2 separate regions of the Homo sapiens genome follow, and region 2 is linked to region 1. The links are chromatin loops, found by intact Hi-C in ENCODE. Cell type or tissue: endothelial cell of umbilical vein. All regions are shown on one strand. Links, peaks and the distances in the headings refer to the core of each region. The heading gives the core; the rest is flanking DNA.

Evidence for each region. Hi-C counts contacts between places; a loop is a spot of excess contacts. Peaks named below come from ENCODE experiments on the same cell type or tissue, not always from the same donor. Only the 100,000 strongest peaks of a DNase experiment are listed, where the experiment ranks them.
Region 2: a loop joins it to region 1, with 4 times the contacts of the local background. A loop is called at or near these places in 65 of 110 quality-filtered maps.

What each region holds. Positions count from the first base shown.
Region 1 is chr2:85,597,577-85,607,343 of GRCh38, reverse strand. It overlaps TMEM150A (transmembrane protein 150A), which reads left to right and starts at 4,646. Exons shown (of 8, transcript NM_001031738.3): 1 at 4,646-4,737; 2 at 5,280-5,460; 3 at 5,862-5,909; 4 at 6,237-6,323; 5 at 6,932-6,999; 6 at 7,326-7,453; 7 at 7,642-7,819; 8 at 8,027-8,797. The coding sequence starts at 5,396. The coding sequence ends at 8,268. C2orf68 (chromosome 2 open reading frame 68) reads left to right here. Exons shown (of 4, transcript NM_001013649.4): 4 at 1-2,090. It overlaps RNF181 (ring finger protein 181), which reads right to left. Exons shown (of 5, transcript NM_016494.4): 5 at 9,636-9,767. It also overlaps a transcript of USP39 not described here. RefSeq lists silencers at 4,437-5,016, 5,117-5,176. In endothelial cell of umbilical vein, for the core only: a CTCF peak has its summit at 4,687 (motif pointing right); DNase peaks (open chromatin) are centred at 1,343 and 4,563; H3K4me3 peaks cover 1,905 bases; H3K27ac peaks cover 1,918 bases.
Region 2 is chr2:85,546,749-85,556,492 of GRCh38, reverse strand. It overlaps GGCX (gamma-glutamyl carboxylase), which reads left to right. Exons shown (of 15, transcript NM_000821.7): 5 at 233-311; 6 at 903-1,009; 7 at 2,187-2,350; 8 at 2,996-3,261; 9 at 3,423-3,554; 10 at 3,926-4,077; 11 at 4,512-4,681; 12 at 4,883-5,013; 13 at 5,421-5,568; 14 at 5,743-5,938; 15 at 6,367-9,744. The coding sequence ends at 6,559. Among named protein-coding and RNA genes, the nearest start is that of GGCX, 9.9 kb to the left of the region's middle. In endothelial cell of umbilical vein, for the core only: a CTCF peak has its summit at 4,222 (motif pointing right); a DNase peak (open chromatin) is centred at 4,252; H3K27ac peaks cover 517 bases.

The sequences.
Region 1 (9,767 bases), core at 711-8,710:
CTACCCTCCAAAGCCTCCTGGGTCAAGAAGGCTCTCCCAAACTCCACCCCTGTTCTTCCTGGTCAGAGAACCAGTCAGTCATTCTAGTCTTCTAGTCCTTAAACTGATCTGATGACTTGGAACATAGGATTTCACTGCAAGTCTGGCTTTTTAGTCTGGAAATACATTTGAGGTCTGTTTTCGCACAGCTGGATCACCTGTTTCCTGGTTTTATTACACAATTCAGAAGGCTAGAAGAGGAGTTTGGGGGCTTGGCACCTGAAAATTTAGACCGCATTCTTATTAAGTAAAGGAAGAGGTAGGGAGGCCGAGGCGGGCGGATCATGAAATCAGGAGATCCAGACCGTCCTGGCTAACACAGAAACCCCGTCTCTACTAAAAATACAAAAAATTAGCTGGGCATGGTGACATGTGCCTGTAGTCCATCCCAGCTACTCGGGAGGCCGAGGCAAGAGAATCACCTAAACCTGGAAGGCGGAGGTTGCAGTGAGCCGAGATCACACCACTGCACTTCAGGCTGGGCAGCAGAGCGAGACTCCATCTCAAAAAAAAAAAAAAAAGGAAGAGGTAAAAGGCAAGGCAGCATTTAATAAGTACCTGTTGTATCCTTTTAAGTGTTTGTTGTGGTAATCCTCACAAAGACCGGGACTGATGGAAACTCCTTGCTATTAAACTTTTTTTCTTGAGGAATTTTGCTTTTCAAGTGCATATACACTATTAATATTTTTTACCCAAGAGAGCATTCTAAGCTAATTTATGCAGTGTGACTGTATTAAGCATTAAGCTTCCTTCAGAGCTGGCCTATCGGAGATGCTACTGCCCTCTCTACAGATGTGTCTGAAATGCCTGCCCAAGGATGGCCCTTAGCCAGTTAACAGCTTTATAGCCCATCCTCATTGCTTACTGCCACCCCTCAGCTGGGGTCCAAGGCAGTACTATTCAGTTTATTCACCAGACCTGCCTCCAGACATCTACTTCTTTCAAAAATTAGTGTTTTCCATCAAGGAGCATGTTCCAGAGCATTTCCCAGAGATGTCCCAAAGAACACTGTCCGGTGCTGTGGCGTACAGTGGCAACAGCATTAGACTAAGTGGAACATCCCAGCAGGCTGCTTTAGAATCCGCTCATTTGACTAGATACGATGTAATTGGCTGTCTTTAAAAAACGCGCACACACACACAATCTGATAGGCATATCTCATGCCCATTCAATATGGAATGTTCTTCGCTTGCTGAATTTAAGCCTGTATTTTAAGGTTTTGTGGTTCCTCGGCCACAATGGGTGATGTCACTGATAGAACGAAGCTGAGTTTCCAAGGGTTTGGGGCTGTGCAAGAGTAAACACTAGAGCTTGAGTTGTTATCCAGCTGGCAAGCACGGAAGTCTTTGAAGAATGTAATGTAAAAAGGGAAAAGAATGTAAAGCTTTTTGTACCAAATGAGAGTTGGAGCCCAGCCAACAAATGCTTTTCCCTGTGTAAAAGTCTCTCTGGAAGGGACATTCCATCTCCATGGTGCACTCTGAGGGGCACTGTCAACTAGAGATTGGCCCCATCCAGGTGGGAGGAACCCCTTTGGGATGGTGAGTATCCAATCTGCTGTGCATTTGACAGGATCTCTGAATGGCTAGGTAATGGATCCCAAGCAGGCTCACAAATTTAAATGAGGGCTTTGTGTGCAGAAAGAGGAATAAGTACAGATTATTTTCCTACCACTAGATTTTTGGGGAGAGTCACCATGGAATGTTGACAATTACTTAAAATATTTTAAGCTCCCTTGCTGAATTCCTGTCCTGTCCCTGAGGAATCAGATGGTCATACAGCCATAGGCACCCACCCGAAATTTCCCTAGGAGTTGGAGTAATGCTAGAATTGAAGACCTTCTGAGTAAAGGGCTTCTCTGCCTTCTCAGAGGCAGGAGAATTTGCACTGGTTGTGTTAAATGTATAAAAAGCTATATGTTCACCAGTTTACTCATTTCCAATGTGTAGATGAATAAAATGTAGTGTACAAATTATTTGAAAATCCCAGAAGGAAGGTACTTTTCAAATACAGTATTTTTTTTAACAAATAAACTTACGATTTTTACAGCACTGTTTTTGCCAAGAGTTGTGAAATAACTTGTGTACTTGGGGAAGTGGAGGTTAAATACCTGCCCTAAAGTCATTCCACCACCGAGTCAGCACTGGAAATCTCATCTCTTGCTTTGCCACACTATTTTAAGAGCTGTCCCTGTTGGAACATAACAACTAGACAGACTCATGTAGCATTAGAGTTGGAAGGTCTTTTTAAAGACATCTGGTCCTACTTCTTACATGATACACAATTCCCCCTACCAACTACCTATGAAGAGCCCTTCTGTCATACGGAGCTCCATCCTGGGATAATTCTATTTTAGGAACTATTAGATTGTCATACTAAGCCAAAAGCTGCCTCATGTCCCGGATCTGGACTACTATGCCTTGCCCCCACATCATGTTAGAACTTGAGTAGTCCTCTCAGGCCTTCATCTTGATTGGATAGGGACTCAAACCCAGCTCAAGAAGATATAGTGTTAAGAATTGCAAAGCTTCCAATTAGGGTTCACAGCCCCATTGGGCAGATAAGGTGCCTACGCAGTGGGAATGCAGTTGGGCAGGAAGATGGTTCCTGTCAATTAGCAAGGAAGCACACCCTTGTCCTGAGGCACAAAGCATAGCCAGCGGCAGGTGAGCTGGATTTTATCCCCCACTGGTTTATTCAGCCAGGTGTGCTTGTACAGTGATCACTACACAGCCATACTTCTTGGCCCTGTTTTAACTACTTGTCCTAATGTGTTTAAGGACAGGGCTCTCCCGCTGGGCACGGTGGTTCACATCTGTAATCCCAGCACTTTGAGAGGCCAAGGCGAGCGGATCACCTGAGGTCAGGAGTTCAAGAGCAGCCTGACCAACATGGTGAAACCCCGTCTCTACTAAAAATATAAAAAAATTAGCTGGGCATGGTGGCAGGCACCTGTAATCCCAGCTACTCGGGAGGCTGAGGCACAAGAATCACTTGAACACAGGAGGCAGAGGTAACAGTGAGCCGAGATTGCACCATTGCATTCCAGCCTGGGCAACAAGTGAAACTCTGTCTCAAAAGAAAAAGGGCTCTCCAACAGGTTTTCTGCTTCCATTTCTGCTTTCCACTGGGTCCAAGAAGGTTTCTCCCTCTTCAAGTCATTGTGCAGTTTATTCTGCTCTACTTCTCTAAAGCACAGGACCCTGTTGTTTCACATAGCCTTTGCCTCACCAGTGTTGCCAAACTTCAGCTCCCCACGCTGGGCAACCTGCGCCTGTGCACCATTCAGGTGATGATCTGTCATCTCACAAGGGCTCCAACAGATGCTGGGACCGCCTTTGAGACAGAATGCCAGGCACACTTCTGATATGTGAAAGTATTTCCACCCTTGCAATAATTTAAGAAACATCCGGGCCAGGCGCAGTGGCCCACGCCTGTAATCCCAGCACTTTGGGAGGCCGAGGCGGGCGGATCACGAGGTCAGGAGATCGAGACCATCCTGGCTAACATGGTGAAACCCCGTCTCTACTAAAAATACAAAAAAATTAGCCGGGTGAGGTGGCGGGCGCCTGTAGTTCCCAGCTACTCGGGAGGCTGAGGCAGGAGAATGGCGTGAACCCGTGAGGCGGAGCTTACAGTGAGCCGAGATCGCGCCACTGCACTCCAGCCTGGGCGACAGAGCGAGACTCCGTCTCAAAAAAAAAAAAAAGAAAAAGAAAAAGTAAAAAAAAAAGAAACATCCAGGAATGCACTCATAGCCTGTAAGTTTTTGGTGAAGCTGGTCAGTAATTTTTCCCACACTATCCTGTTTCCTTTTCCCAGATTCCTCCGGGTCTCTCACCTTCCCCTCTTTGCTTACCAACACTGGCCATGTTAATCCTTACCTACTCTACACTGACACCTACATGTGTCTATTTAGAATGGATGTCCTCTGGTCTCTGCCGTCTTATTTCAAATAAGTGTTGATCAGTCGGGAAACACGTCTTGGACACTGATTTCTGGCTAGTACATTGTGTACTTGTATGCAGGAAAGCAAAAAGTATCTAATGAAAGCAGCCCTCCTCCGGAGTTTGCTGAGCCACAGGAACCATAAGCCAAATCCCAGGCGCTTGGATTTCTTAAGAAACAGCCAAGTCTTTGTGTCTGCTTCTCTGGACCCACCGCAGCCCTGGCCAGAGGCAGGCATGGGGCGCCACGTTGAGAGAGCTTCCTAGAGGACTCACCGTTGGCCGGTGCAGGCTGCAAAATGTGCGCAGTGGCGGAGAGACGCTCCTCCAGCCATGTGCACGGCGACAATCCCAGGTAGAGCTGGAATGCAGGCTGCCCCGAGATCCCCACCTGCTGACGCTTCCCCGGCAGGAATCGGTTAAACGGAACCTCTAGTCATCTCGGTTTTAGAGCGGTCTTCACGCCACAGCCCTCCGCGCCCAGGTCCTCCGAAGTTGGGACACCGCCCACGTTTCCCCCGTGACGCGGGCGCGGGGGCTCGGGAGTTGTAGTCTCGGGCAGGGCGCGGGCACCGAGGCCGGGGCTGCGCGGACTCCACGTCCCGGCGGGCGGCGCGGCGAGGCCTGGGGCCTCCAGGGGCGGGGCCGCTCGGCCCTTTAAACCTTTCAGGGCTGCTCCGAGGGCCGCAGCTAGAGTCGGCGCCACGAGGGGGCCGAGCAGGGTGCGGCGGCGGCGGGGCGCTCCGGGGAGGTGCGTACTGGGCTCCTTCCCTTCCTCCGGGCTTCCAGGAATCACCTGGGGACTCTCGCGTCCCGGGTCCTGGGGGGTCGCCGGCCGCAGGGTCCGGCCCCAGCCGGGGTCCCCGCGCCCAGGCGAGCGGGGGCCGGGCCGGGCTGGGCTTTCCGCGTGAACCCGCCCCTCGCCCAGGGCGCCGATGGTCAGGTGGTTGCCTGCGCGCCGCCGACTCGCCACCGCTCCACTGGGCCGGCACCCAGCCTCTCCTTGGCGTGGCCTCTTCGGTTGTCCAGCCCTTCTCCCAGCCCTGGTCCCTCAGAAGGAGGGTAACTCCCTTCCAGATGTTACGGTCCGCCTGCGTCTCTCAGCACGCCGGTGGCATTTGGGTTGACCGCGGAGGCCCCCAGTGCCAGAGGGTGTTCACGTTCTGCCGTGGGCTCAGCCCAAACTTTGGACGCTCAGAGACCCAACGGGAGCGCTGGATAAGGTGTTGACCCCCTTCCCCTCCCCCTTCCCGGCCAGTTACCCACTCCTGGACTTTGATCTCTCTCCACCAGGCCAGGACAGCTGATGGTTGTGGCAGAAACATCTCAAGGTAGCTGGTCCGCCCCCACTTCCCCATCTACCTCTTGTCCTCCCCCCAACACCACCACCACCCTGGCTCCCCTCCCTCATGACCGCCTGGATCCTCCTGCCTGTCAGCCTGTCAGCGTTCTCCATCACTGGCATATGGACTGTGTGAGTAAAGGGGGGTGCCCGGGGGGCAACAGGAGCTTGATGACGCACACAAAGTCTCTTGTCCTGTCATAGCCACGGTGGTACCCAGGGTCACTCTGGGTGTCTCAAAAGCCTGACTTGGTGCCTGGGCACACAGCCCCTTGGGACAAGCTGGCACCACTGCTGTCCAGCAGGGTGGCCCTGACAAATATACTTCTAGCCAGGGCAATTTCCAGAGGGCCTGTAGCTGGGGGCATGCTGCAGGTGCTGGTGTGGCATCAAGCCTTAGGGACCTCAACTTGAGTCCCCAGCAACAATAATGAGGCTGAATGGGGCCAGAAATCAAGGTTGAAGAGAAGGGTCATGGGGTGGGTTGAGTGGGGCTCGGGAAGGCTGCCAGGGTGACAGTTCTGTTCCCACAGGTATGCCATGGCTGTGATGAACCACCATGTATGCCCTGTGGAGAACTGGTATGAAGGACTCTGCAGACAACCTTGCTCTAAAGCTTCCTTCATCTCTGTCCCCTCTTGGGCCTGAGGCTGCCACGAGCCAGACTGCAACCCTGAGCCTCACTGCTCTTCTCTGAAATTGGTCCCCAGGCATGGCTTCTTGCCACCTACCCACTTCCCACTATCCCTTTGCCCCTTTGGTTACTGCTTCAGGCGGGCACTGGGGAGTGGGATCTTCTGTCCCTGTAGGGGAGGTCTGGGAGAGAGTCCTCTTTGAGGCCTGAGGCTATAGGCCAAGGGCCTGGGGGCAGTCCCTTCCCCCAGTCTACTCCCTGTCCTGCCTGCCAGGTCCTACAACGAGTCCTGCCCTCCTGACCCTGCTGAGCAAGGGGGTCCCAAGACCTGCTGCACCCTGGACGATGTCCCCCTCATCAGGTAAGGCCTGGACATTGGGCCGGTCAGGGAGATCTAAGGGCCTCCCAGACAGCCCCTCAAGCAAAGAGCTGTCCTTGGGTCTCAGGAACAATAAGTATCCTAAGAGCCACTTAATAACAACACTACTTGACAGTTACTGTGGGGCAGGCACTCTGCTGAGTGCTTTATATGCATTGTCTCTTTTCATCCTCCCAGGAGTGAGGCAGGTATTGTTTTCACCATTTTATAGGTGAGGAAACAGGCTCAGTCTTCCTCATCCAGGTCACACAGCTAATAAGCGGAGGCACCTGGATTTAAGCTGGAGCCCTCAGATTGCCCAGCCCGTGTTCTGGCTCAAGGATAGCCAAACCAGCCGCAGGGCTCAGCAAAGAGTGTCAGGGTTGCCCGAACACTCCTGGGCACTCCCTTCTCTCTCACACACATGAGCTCTGCTTTGGGGGCCCAGCCTGGAACCAGTTGTTCATGAGGGACCCTGGATCTTCACATAAATCAGTGGCCTGCCTGCTAAGGAGCAGGTGCAGGTAAAGCAGGGGAGAGCCAGTGAGCCAAAATGGGGGCCCCCCGGGCCTCCTGCACCCCTCTTACTCTGTCCTTCCCCCTCCTCGCAGCAAGTGTGGCTCCTATCCCCCAGAAAGCTGCCTCTTCAGCCTCATTGGCAACATGGGTGCTTTCATGGGTGAGTTGTACCCTTAGCCCTGACCCTGCGTGCCCAGCCCAGTGATCCCCACACAGAAAGGCCCAGGAAGCCCTTCTGTGCAGCCCTCCCCACCAAGGGCTAAGGCAATAGAGGCAGCTTCTCCCCTTCCTTGAAGGCCAAAAGCTGACTCCCACACAGCCACCCTGCTGGCTGGAGCCTGAGGAAACCTAGTTCACCACCCGCCTGTCTGTTCCTTTCTGCCCCTCAGAAGGGGCAGGAGCACCACAGCGTCTGGGGGAAGCTGACAGGCTCGCTGGGCAGGGCCAGGGCTGGAGGAAGGCCTCAACTGTGCTCTCCTCCCCCAGTGGCCCTGATCTGCCTCCTGCGCTACGGGCAGCTCCTGGAGCAGAGTCGGCACTCTTGGGTTAACACCACGGCACTCATCACAGGCTGCACCAACGCTGCGGGCCTCTTGGTGGTTGGCAACTTTCAGGTGCTTCCCCTTCTCCCCTGCAAACCTTAAACTTTACCTAACAAGGCCTGGCTGCCTGCAGTGTGGCACCTCAAGGTTGGGGCTGGAAAGAGGGAGAGGAAGGAAGAGGGAGAGAGGAGATTCATTGAAGGAGGGGTGGAGAGGTGGGGCCATGGCCACATCACCAACTGGCCCTTCTCTGGGCCCAGGTGGATCATGCCAGGTCTCTGCACTACGTTGGAGCTGGCGTGGCCTTCCCTGCGGGGCTGCTCTTTGTTTGCCTGCACTGTGCTCTCTCCTACCAAGGGGCCACCGCCCCGCTGGACCTGGCTGTGGCCTATCTGCGAAGTGTGCTGGCTGTCATCGCCTTTATCACCCTGGTCCTCAGTATCCTTTCAGGACGGGGCAGCCAGGAACTCATCCTCTAGCTCAACCTTTCTCCCTCCCAAGAGGATGGGGGGTGGAGGCCTAACACTGCCATGTGGGGGAGAGGACTAACACCTCTCCCTTTGGAGAGGTGAGGCCTGAGACTGCAGAAGGGGTGTTGCCAGGTTTCCGTATGTCCTACTGAACATTTCCTTAGCCTCGTTTTAGGTGGAGTCTTCTTTGTCCATGAGAGTTCTCAGCTGCAACATGGGGCAGCCCTGTGTGAGTGGGTGTGTGTCATCGATATCCTCATTTTCTATGGCACCTTCAGCTACGAGTTTGGGGCAGTCTCCTCAGACACACTGGTGGCTGCACTGCAGCCTACCCCTGGCCGGGCCTGCAAGTCCTCCGGGAGCAGCAGCACCTCCACCCACCTCAACTGTGCCCCCGAGAGCATCGCTATGATCTAAGGTCTGGGGAGGGTGGCTGGCCCGGCCTCCACAGCACCCCACCCCATATCTTCTTTCCATTTATTTCGTACCAAAAACAATTTTGAGAAAGTATTCTGTTGGGATCTGGGCTTCCTCACTTCTGGAGAAGTGGCCATCCCATGCCCACCTGTGCCATGGAGGAGTGGGCCCTGCCAGCTGCCACAGCTGCATGACCTGCTTCCCCACCCCACGGTGTCGTTTTGTTTTTAAAGGTCACCTGTCCTCACTCACCCAGCCAGCCCTTCAGGTGCCTTCTACTCCCAGTGCCAAAGCCAGACCACTGGGGTTTCCTGCTGCAGGAATTGGGGGCTGGGAACAGCAGAGGGGATAGAAGTCTGGTGGAGGTGGAGTGGGCACGCCTTAGCCTACGGAAAGGCCCATTTCTGGGCCCACTGAGCTGCACTGGGATTCTTCACTCTGCCCCTCACTTCCTTTAGGGCAAATAACACAGCAGAACCACGTGGGTATTTTAGTACTTTTTTTTATATTAAAAGAATTCTAATTTGCATGTTTGTAGCCTGTTCTGGAGAGTTGGGGGGCCTGATCTGGGATGGCTTTCCATAAGCCAAGGATGGGAGGAAGCCCTTGCCCCCCAGGAGTGCTGAGTGCACTCTGTTGCCAGAAACAAAGGATGCCAGGTGCCACCCAAATACCCCTTCAAAGGGCTTGAAACCCTTCTGGGCCTCTAAGCAATCTAAAGAACTAACTTGGTCTGATAATCTCACCCATCCCCCACTCAGAGTCTGGTTTGAACTTTGATTCCTTAGGAGGCATGGGGGGAAGGTGGGGGTGGTACAGAGAGCAACTTTAAAATATTAAAAGTGGCTTTCTCAATGGAGCAAAAAGAAAACCTGTGGGATTACAAAGTTAACTAGACATTGCAGTGGGAGGAGGGTGCAGGCTAGTTTATCAGCTTTTTTTTTTTTTTTTTTTGAGACGGAGTTTTGCTCTTGTTGCCCAGGCTAGAGTGCAATGGCATGATCTCAGCTCACTGCAACTTCTGCCTCCCAGGTTCAAGCAATTCTCCTGCCTCAGCCTCCCAAGTAGCTGGGATTACAGGTGCGTGCCACCATGCCCAGCTAATGTTTGTATTTTTAGTAGAAACGGGGTTTCACCATGTTGGTCAGGAAGGTCTCGAACTCCTGACCTCGTGATCCACCTGTCTTGGCCTCCCAAACTGCTGGCATTACAGACATGAGCCACTGCACCCAGCCTAGTTTATCAGCTTTAAGTAATTAACTGGGTACCAGACCCTGACACATTTTGCCTTCCAACCATGAACACATAGGCCCAAGCCCTGGCTATTGCAGTAATCCAGTTCTTTACCACTGCCATGAGTCCAGATGGGCCAGCAGGGAGGAAAACCGCAGCCTGGTGCCTTCTGCGATTTAGGATCACCTTCCCCAACAGAAGTAGAGACCTGATGGAGGATGCAGAGCCCCTGGCCAGGTCTGTGATCAATACAGCCTCAGGGTGGG
Region 2 (9,744 bases), core at 1-8,000, 50 kb after region 1:
GCTAACAAGAAATACTGAACTTTTTGCTGTTATAACTTAGTAGCAATATTTCTTCTATGACTTGTATAATCATGTTAGAATTTGCTCATATAATTCTAAAAGGTCTCAGAATAACCAGGGAGGATATGGGAGATGTGCCCAGGATAGATAGGATTATCGTGTATAAAAGGAAGGATGGAGATGTAGCTGCATTAAGCAGCTCCCCCCTCAATGTTTACCTCCCTCGGTGTAGGTCTGTGGACGGTCTGCTGAATGCCCATAGGAGGAATGCCCACGTGCCCCTTTGGAACTATGCAGTGCTCCGTGGCCAGGTACAGCATTTTAGGACAGAGGGAGGAGCTCCTTGACAGCCATGTGGTCAGCATGGCCATCCCACTGCCAGACTACACTCTCCGCTGCCTCCCTGGATCTTCTGTTTTTAGTTTTTACCCTTTGCTGGAAAGCTAGGCTGGCTTCTCATTTTTTCCAATCCCTTAATCTCTGAATTATCTTATTTGTCAAGGAAAGACTAGAGCTTTGTCCCTGCTAGATTGGAATCCTCATGACAAAGAGAAAGGATTCAGTCTGTGCTTTATGACTTCTTCCTTGGTGCCTGATACTGTCGCTGACATTGGTTGGATGTCAATAAATGCTGTTTGGATGAGGCGAATTTCTGAGATGAATGAATAGAAGATGGGGTCTATTCTTCCTTGGGCCCTGGACTCAGATCAGTATTTATTTTATTCATTTAAAAAATATATATAAGTAGATTATTTGGGTCAAGGACTGTAATATTTGGGTCAAGGACTGTAACTCAGGAGCATGGATTCAAGTTGTCCTAACTATATGCTCCTTATTTTATTCTTGCCTATCTGTAGAAAAGATTCTTTTTGCTTGAACTTTGTGTCACATTTTATTTTCAGATCTTCATTGTGTACTTCATTGCGGGTGTGAAAAAGCTGGATGCAGACTGGGTTGAAGGCTATTCCATGGAATATTTGTCCCGGCACTGGCTCTTCAGTCCCTTCAAGTGAGTGGCAGTCATGGTGGAGGCCTCTTTGAGGCATGGGTACAGAGCAGGTGACTCATCTCTCTCAGTAATGGCACCTGTTCCTACTTTGCCTGAATTTGCCACATGCCTTCCTTTGTCCACTCATTTCCCTATTCAGCAGAAGCAGAGTCAGTGGTATCAAAAGATTGAGCCCTAGCTGCTCTTGGGAGATATATGGTATAGATAGGCAAGAAAGGAAAAGAAATTTAAAAAGGAAAGGAAAGAGCCGGAACTGGCTGACTTGGTGAGTGAGCCAGTGCCCTCAGCAGCTGCCTTGGATGGTGCCTGTGTCCTTGCCTTGCCACTCTAGCCTCCCATCAGAGCCCTGCAGCTGATGTACTGAGAAGATGGGCACTCACTGTTCAGGCTCTGACAAAACCATTATTATCACTTCCACAAAACAAAGGGTCACCTTTCTGATTTGTCTTCTTCCCATTTCTTCTTTCCTCTTGTTTTACTTTATTCTCTTTCTTCTTCCCTGTTATTTTCCAGTTCCTGAAGTTTGACTTCATTATGATGTTAGCCAAGCATTCACCTTTTAAAGTGTCCTCTCACTCATGACCTCCGTGGGGAACGTCCCTTCCACAACACACACACATCTCAGTCAAATTTTGTCCTAGGAGATCTGCCCTTGCTTATTACATAGGATATGTTAGAAAACATTGAACACCTAAAGTGTGTGAAAATGTAGAGGGGGCTGGGCATGGTGGCTCATGCCTGTAATCCCGGCACTTTGGGATGCTGGGGTGGGAGGATTGCTTGAGCCCAGGAGTTCAAGACCAGCCTGAGCAATATAAGACACTGTCTCTACAAAAAAATTTTTTAAAAAAACAGCTAGGCGTGGTGGCACGTGCCTGTGGTTCCAGCTACTTCGGAGGCTGAGACAGGAGGATTGCTTGAGCCCAGGAGTTTGAGGCTACAGTGCACCATGATCATGCCATTGCCTTCCAGCCTAGGCGACAGAGTGAAACTTCGTTTCAACAACAACAACAACAACAACAACAACAAACAACCTAGAGGAGTGTCTTCATGGGTGGATTATGTACCTTAGGCATCTACCCAGCCACTGGAGTAGCCAAGGCACATTCGTGCTGTGAATGTGCTTTGATGTGTTCTCCAGTGGGCTGGTGCTTGAACTTTCTCCATGTGTTTGCAGACTGCTGTTGTCTGAGGAGCTGACTAGCCTGCTGGTCGTGCACTGGGGTGGGCTGCTGCTTGACCTCTCAGCTGGTTTCCTGCTCTTTTTTGATGTCTCAAGATCCATTGGCCTGTTCTTTGTGTCCTACTTCCACTGCATGAATTCCCAGCTTTTCAGCATTGGTCAGTACCTGTAGCCTGGGAGGAAACAGGAACCACAGTTTTGCAGGAAGGGACTAGCCAGAGGCATTGTTTGGGAGTGGGAGAGGGTGGTGTGAGCAGGAGCTAAATTGAACCCAGGGCAGTCACTATGAAGTAGGCATAAATGGGGATAAGAGGACTGGGGCTTCTGGGCTCAGTTAGTATGTTGTACAGTAGGGAATCTCCAGGAAGAACAAATATCTTACAGTTAAGAACTACTTTGTGGCCGGGCTTGGTGGCTCAGGTTTGTAATCCTAGCACTTTGGGAGGCCGAGGTGGGTGGATCACCTGAGGTCAGGAGTTCGAGACCGGCCTGACCAACATGGTGAAACCCCGTCTCTACTAAAAATACAAAAACTTAGCTGAGCATGGTGGCGCATGCCTGTAATTCCAGCTACTTGGGAGGCTGAGGCAAGAGAATCGCTTGAACCCAGGAGGCAGAGGTTGCAGTGAGCTGAGATCACGCCACTGCACTCCAGCCTGGGCGACAGAGAAAGACTGTCTCAAAAAAAAAAGAAGAACTACTTTCCTTTTCAGTGGAACACCTGGGAGAAGTCTCCTAAGGGAACGGGGTTGAAGAGGCCCAGCCAAACTCCTGAAATATGTATTTTCTCCCTGCTTTCCTAGGTATGTTCTCCTACGTCATGCTGGCCAGCAGCCCTCTCTTCTGCTCCCCTGAGTGGCCTCGGAAGCTGGTGTCCTACTGCCCCCGAAGGTTGCAACAACTGTTGCCCCTCAAGGCAGCCCCTCAGCCCAGTGTTTCCTGTGTGTATAAGAGGAGCCGGGGCAAAAGTGGCCAGAAGCCAGGGCTGCGCCATCAGCTGGGAGCTGCCTTCACCCTGCTCTACCTCCTGGAGCAGCTATTCCTGCCCTATTCTCATTTTCTCACCCAGGTTTGTAGGGGCTGTGGAGTGTACAGCAAAGGCTGGACTTAGAAAGGAACGGATGACAATAGTTGGGAAAGAATGGGGCTGGTTTTGCAGCCCCTTCTTGGTAGGGGATGGGGTCAGTGTGAGAAGCATTGAGCTGATTCCCCTCTGTGCTGCCTTCCCAGGGCTATAACAACTGGACAAATGGGCTGTATGGCTATTCCTGGGACATGATGGTGCACTCCCGCTCCCACCAGCACGTGAAGATCACCTACCGTGATGGCCGCACTGGCGAACTGGGCTACCTTAACCCTGGGGTGAGATGTCTGATGCTGACAATTTACTGTTCTTCAGAGCCCCCTTGTGCTTTGGGGTCTGGTTTTGTCTTACACACACCATAAAGCAAAACAAATTTGAGTCTGCTTTGCCTTTTCTCAAGAGCCAGATTGAACTATCTTTTATGTGGGTTGAGATAGGGCAATGCATTCATTTCCTTGAACTGAGATTAGATTCAGGAAAAGTAAGCACCACTAGCCCAACAATGAAAAATTCATTCCCAAAGGCAAGTTCCATTTTTTTCTAGCCAGAATGGGCAGCAGGCAGGGATCTCGTTGTGCCATTGGCAGTGCATGACATGTCTTGGAAGTTGATAATGATGAGGTGGGACTAATATGGGGGTTTGGGGCAGGTATTTACACAGAGTCGGCGATGGAAGGATCATGCAGACATGCTGAAGCAATATGCCACTTGCCTGAGCCGCCTGCTTCCCAAGTATAATGTCACTGAGCCCCAGATCTACTTTGATATTTGGGTCTCCATCAATGACCGCTTCCAGCAGAGGTGGGCAAGGGGAGCAGAGAGTGGGAAAAAATGAAGCACAGTTCTTTTTACCAAGATGAACAGCCCTTGCTTCCTGGTATTGTCTTGCTTAAAAAGCTGTCCTTCCTCTAGTGCATGTCCCCCTTGATCTGGTTGTGGGCATAGCTGGTTGCTTCCAGCAGGGGGCACCATCATCCAGGAGAAAAGTGAGTTGACTTGTTCTTTTAGACACTGTTGACATAATACCTTCTCAGGTAGCTACTAACCCCCATTATACCCAGTGCTCCAGATCTCTTCTGCCTTCTTTCTCTGCCCTGGACTGGCAATAACATGCTGACACAGGCCATTTCTTCTTCTATTCCCTGTCCTTAGGAATGATGATGAAAGGGAGAGAACTGGAAGTTCTGGTGGGTGGGTGGCTGTGATGTCCTTAGAACATGGTTTTCTTTCCTAAGGATTTTTGACCCTCGTGTGGACATCGTGCAGGCCGCTTGGTCACCCTTTCAGCGCACATCCTGGGTGCAACCACTCTTGATGGACCTGTCTCCCTGGAGGGCCAAGTTACAGGAAATCAAGAGCAGCCTAGACAACCACACTGAGGTGGTCTTCATTGCAGATTTCCCTGGTATGGAGGAAAGTGAGGAGAGGCTTTTCTGTCTTTCCTTCTGGCTTCCTTGGCCAGGGACATTCCATGTGGTGGGAGGGGAGAGGGAATGTTTTTGAAACCTAAGGGGATGATGGTGGTAAAGGTGTGATGTCTCTGTTCTGGCTGGGAGTGAGTTCACTCTGCCATGGGGTGGGATGATGAACTCTGTTGGTCTGGCAGGACTGCACTTGGAGAATTTTGTGAGTGAAGACCTGGGCAACACTAGCATCCAGCTGCTGCAGGGGGAAGTGACTGTGGAGCTTGTGGCAGAACAGAAGAACCAGACTCTTCGAGAGGGAGAAAAAATGCAGGTATTTTGCTGGGATTAACAACAGCAGAAAGAACTGAGTGCAGTAGCTCACACCAGTAATCCCAGCTTCTTAGGAGGCTGAGGTGGGAAGCCAGGAATTCACAGTGAGCCTGAGCAACAGAGTGAGACCCCATCTCTAACAATTTAAAAAACAATGGCAGAAAGCTTAGATGAGCAAGATTCACTTATTATAGACTGAAAATATTTTACCATAGCAGTAATGCAGTGGAGCTCAAAAAACAAGGGCCCCTGGGACTGTGAAGAGCCTCATCCAGGATTCTAGAGGTCCGTTACTTTCGATTCCAAAACACAATTGAGTAGAAAGAAGCCAAGAGTCATAGAGTAGGGAGGCCATAAGCTGGCTAGAGAAAAGCTGATGAAATTTATCCATTTCTTCTCCCTTGTCAGTTGCCTGCTGGTGAGTACCATAAGGTGTATACGACATCACCTAGCCCTTCTTGCTACATGTACGTCTATGTCAACACTACAGAGCTTGCACTGGAGCAAGACCTGGCATATCTGCAAGAATTAAAGGAAAAGGTGGAGAATGGAAGTGGTGAGTGTATGAACATTTGGGCTGAGATAGCCTCTGGTTTCAAGAAGTCAGGGTTATGAATGATGTTCTAGCCATTCAAGAATGAACTTGAAGTCTCTAGCTGGCAGAAGAGGAGTTCTAAGGGGAGAGAGTGATCCATCTCAGTGATTCCTCTTTTTTCTGTCTTCCGGGCAGAAACAGGGCCTCTACCCCCAGAGCTGCAGCCTCTGTTGGAAGGGGAAGTAAAAGGGGGCCCTGAGCCAACACCTCTGGTTCAGACCTTTCTTAGACGCCAACAAAGGCTCCAGGAGATTGAACGCCGGCGAAATACTCCTTTCCATGAGCGATTCTTCCGCTTCTTGTTGCGAAAGCTCTATGTCTTTCGCCGCAGGTAAGTTCACAACAATATTTGTCATTGCCATCATATGTTGGCAAGCTTGGTAACTTTCCCCTGGGGAGAGTAACTCTAGAGACTGTCATACAGGAAAGGACAGTTTAGCTCTAGGTATCTTTTCCTGCCATTCTTCTTGATTTACTGGAAGAATAAGTGGCCTATATCTGATGGCCTGCTTTCTTGTTCTGCCTCAGCTTATCTCCAGCCTCTCTGTGGGCTGTTCCTACCCTATCCTGGAATCCTCTACCAGACTGTATAAAGAGTGGTGTACCCTTCCAGCTGGGAGATGGAGGGTCACTTGGGGGGAGATTCCCATATATGCCTGTGTGGGAGGAGTGAGGACCAGGTGCCTTCTAAGGGCTTTAGCTGAAATTCTTCTGGTGAAACAGGAGTTTGAACTTGGTCGGCTTTTTCCTGTTTTTCAGCTTCCTGATGACTTGTATCTCACTTCGAAATCTGATATTAGGCCGTCCTTCCCTGGAGCAGCTGGCCCAGGAGGTGACTTATGCAAACTTGAGACCCTTTGAGGCAGTTGGAGAACTGAATCCCTCAAACACGGATTCTTCACATTCTAATCCTCCTGAGTCAAATCCTGATCCTGTCCACTCAGAGTTCTGAAGGGGGCCAGATGTTGGGTGCAGATGTAGAAGCAGCCAGTCACAGACCCATTCTATGCAATGGACATTTATTTGAAAAAAATTCTCAAAAGTTTTTTTTTTTTTTTTGGGGGGGCGGGGTTCTAAAGCTGTTTTTAACTCCGAGATTACAACTTAGAGGAACCAAGGAAATAAAGCAAATAAGATTTAACAACCCAAGATTAAGAGGCCAGGAAGAGGTTAGACGCAATGTGAAACTGTCCTCCTAGGATAAGGTTTAAAGTGGCTTTTTGGGGGCTGGGTGCCGTGGCTCACGCCTGTAATCCCAGCATTTTGGGAGGCTGAGGTGGGCAGATCACTTGAGGCCAGGAGTTCGAGACCAGCCTGGCCAACATGGCAAAACCCCTTCTCTACTAAAAATACAAAAATTAGCCAGACGTGGTGGTGGGTGCCTGTAATCCAACTACCCAGGAGGCTGAGGCATGAGAATCGCTTGGGCCCAGGAGGTGGAGGTTGCAGTGAGCCGAGATCGAGCCACTGCACTCCTGGGCAACAGAGCAAGACTTCGTCTCAAAATAAATAAATAAAGTGGCTCTTGGGGAAAAGCAATTTAATGTACCACGATGAATAGCTAACTGTTCCCAAGTGTTTGCTATGTGCAACACACCGCGTGAGCAGTGTTACCTGCATTATTACATTAGGCTGAGAGGTAAAATAATTTGCCCGAAGACATACAGCTAGTGACGAATGGACTGATGGTTTGAACTTAACGTCTATTTGACTTAAGGTCCTGCACCCTGCCACTTGTAATTTTCAGAATCACTGATAATCTGAAATAATGCAGCTTAAAACATGTTTTCTTAATTAAAAGTATAATTGGATGGTGGTCAGGTTGTAAATGCACACAAAGTAATTTATCTTCATTGCAATTTTGGTTCCTTCTTTGTTCCTATTATCTATATACACCCAGTGTTTCACTAGCAGTTATGAGAGCAGTCAGAATAGCAGCATCAAAGTTAAATAAGGAAATCTAGATGATTGCTAGATTTTCTCTAAAAATAAGCTTAGTATTTGGTATTATTCTAGCCTTTGGTGAGCAGAAGGGGAGGTAAAGTAAGAATTAACTAAATTTAGTAAGGGATTAGGGAATGCTTAGACATTTTGTAGGTTGGGGTATACAAGGGTAACTCAGGAAGCTCCTCAGTTCAGTGAAAATTCAAAGGGTTGGCACTGAGCTAGGAAGCGAGAATGCAGGGTTATGAAAAAGGATCCCTGCTTTGGGAGCTCATGGACTTGTAGCAGAGACCGGTAGTAAATTGGCAGTCTCAGTAACTTCTGTAAATGATTGCATCTCTTTGCAGGCTTCTCTTCCCATACTCTCCCCCACTCCTCCTTGGACAGTGTTCCGGGGGTTCTTTCCTAAGCAACTGCTTTTTCAGTATACATACTTCAGATGATTGTGTCTACTCCAGGATTTCCAACGATGCTAGGTTTCTTTCCTGTGCCCTAGACGTATAGGTCTAAGTTCCACCTGGATATCCCACAGGGCTATCAAGCTCAGTTCATCCTAAACAGAACTTACATTCATCCCCAACTCAGACTTCCTTATTCTTTATTATTGAATGGCAGCTCTGTACCTTAGCCAAGCTGTTATCTCTAGGTCATCAGCCTTGACTCTTCCTTTTTCCTTGCATTTCTTAAAATTGCCAAGTCCCATCAATTTTACCTCCTGGATACCTCTTGAATCTATTTTTTTTTAAAGACAGGGTTTCACTCTATCACCCAGGCTGGAGTTCAGTGGCACAATCTTGGCTTACTGCAGCCACCACCTCCTGGGTTTAAACGATTCTTCCACTTCAGCCTCCCATGTAGCTGGGACTACAGGTGCCCACCACCACGCCCAACTAATTTTTGTATTTTTAGTAGAGACATGGTTTCCCACATTGGCCAGGCTGGTCTCAAACTCATGACCTTAAGTATCCACCTGCCTTGGCCTCCCAAAGGGCTGGGATTACAGGTGTGAGCCACCGTGCCCAGCCAAATCTGTTTTCATTACTACCTATATCTGTATTTTCAACCTTTGTATTAGCATCTAGTTAGGGATAGACCAGGACAGGGCCGACATGTTAGTTGTCAAGCAGATTGCCACCCTCCCCCACCACTGAGGAGGCCAAATGGAGTTTGGTGGAAAATCTCTAATTCATTCAAGGTATTATATGGGCAAGCAATGGCTGTGGCACAGGGTCCCCTGATTACTTTGTAAGAATGGGTGGGAGGGATGCTGATTTTCAATCCTTTTGCAGATCTTCTCTCATAGTAACACAATAGAAGATACTTTGCCACTATGTTGTTTGCCAAACTCACTGTACCTACTTGACTGGTAACAAAAGTCCCAAGAGTTACTTGGGAGAAGACACTTGAAAAAGTATTTTTCTAAATATGGGCAAGGATGCTGCCCTTCCCCAAACTGTTAGTATACCACCTCTCTGACCAATTTTCCCAAGGAAGATATTGGGGTAGGGTGAGGTGTAAAGAAAAAGTGGTCATGTAAATACTGGTAATAAAAGCTGTTCAGTGGGGTAGAGTTGGGTTGCAACTGTAGCCATTCTAAAAATGGGCTATCAATGTCCTTTTAGCCAAAAGACTTTAGTATACATCCTCCTCATTCTACCCTCAGGATTTGGATCTTTGCCCCTGATGGGTATCCATCCCCTTTGAAACTTTAGAAAGGCAGGTTATATACAGAATGTTCAACCTAAAGACATTTCCTTAAGTCATACTTTCATGCTTTCTAAACTATAATCACCCTTATCATCCCCTGCTGTTATGCTTTCCCTCTGCTCCCTGTGGCCTAATGTTCCTCCACCACCTTATTAACCTTCAGGATACTTTTCCCCTAGGCTGGGCAGGACAACACTATCCCCTTGGTCCACAAGCTCCCTCAAGGTTGGGGAATCTTTGTTTACTTAGCAAATACTGAACATAACCTTAAAGCGGTTACTTTTGAAAACTTCTCATGCTATTCTACCAACTTGGAGGCACCTATCCATGCTCATTCCCCTAATGTAGCCAATATGGTTATCTGCAATGTATTGGCATCTAAAAACTCCCTTATGAAACTGCCAGACTTGTTCTGGAACATTTCAATTACATGCAAAATTCAGGTTCTCAAGTTGGAACAAGTCTAATTGACACACCTGCATAGGT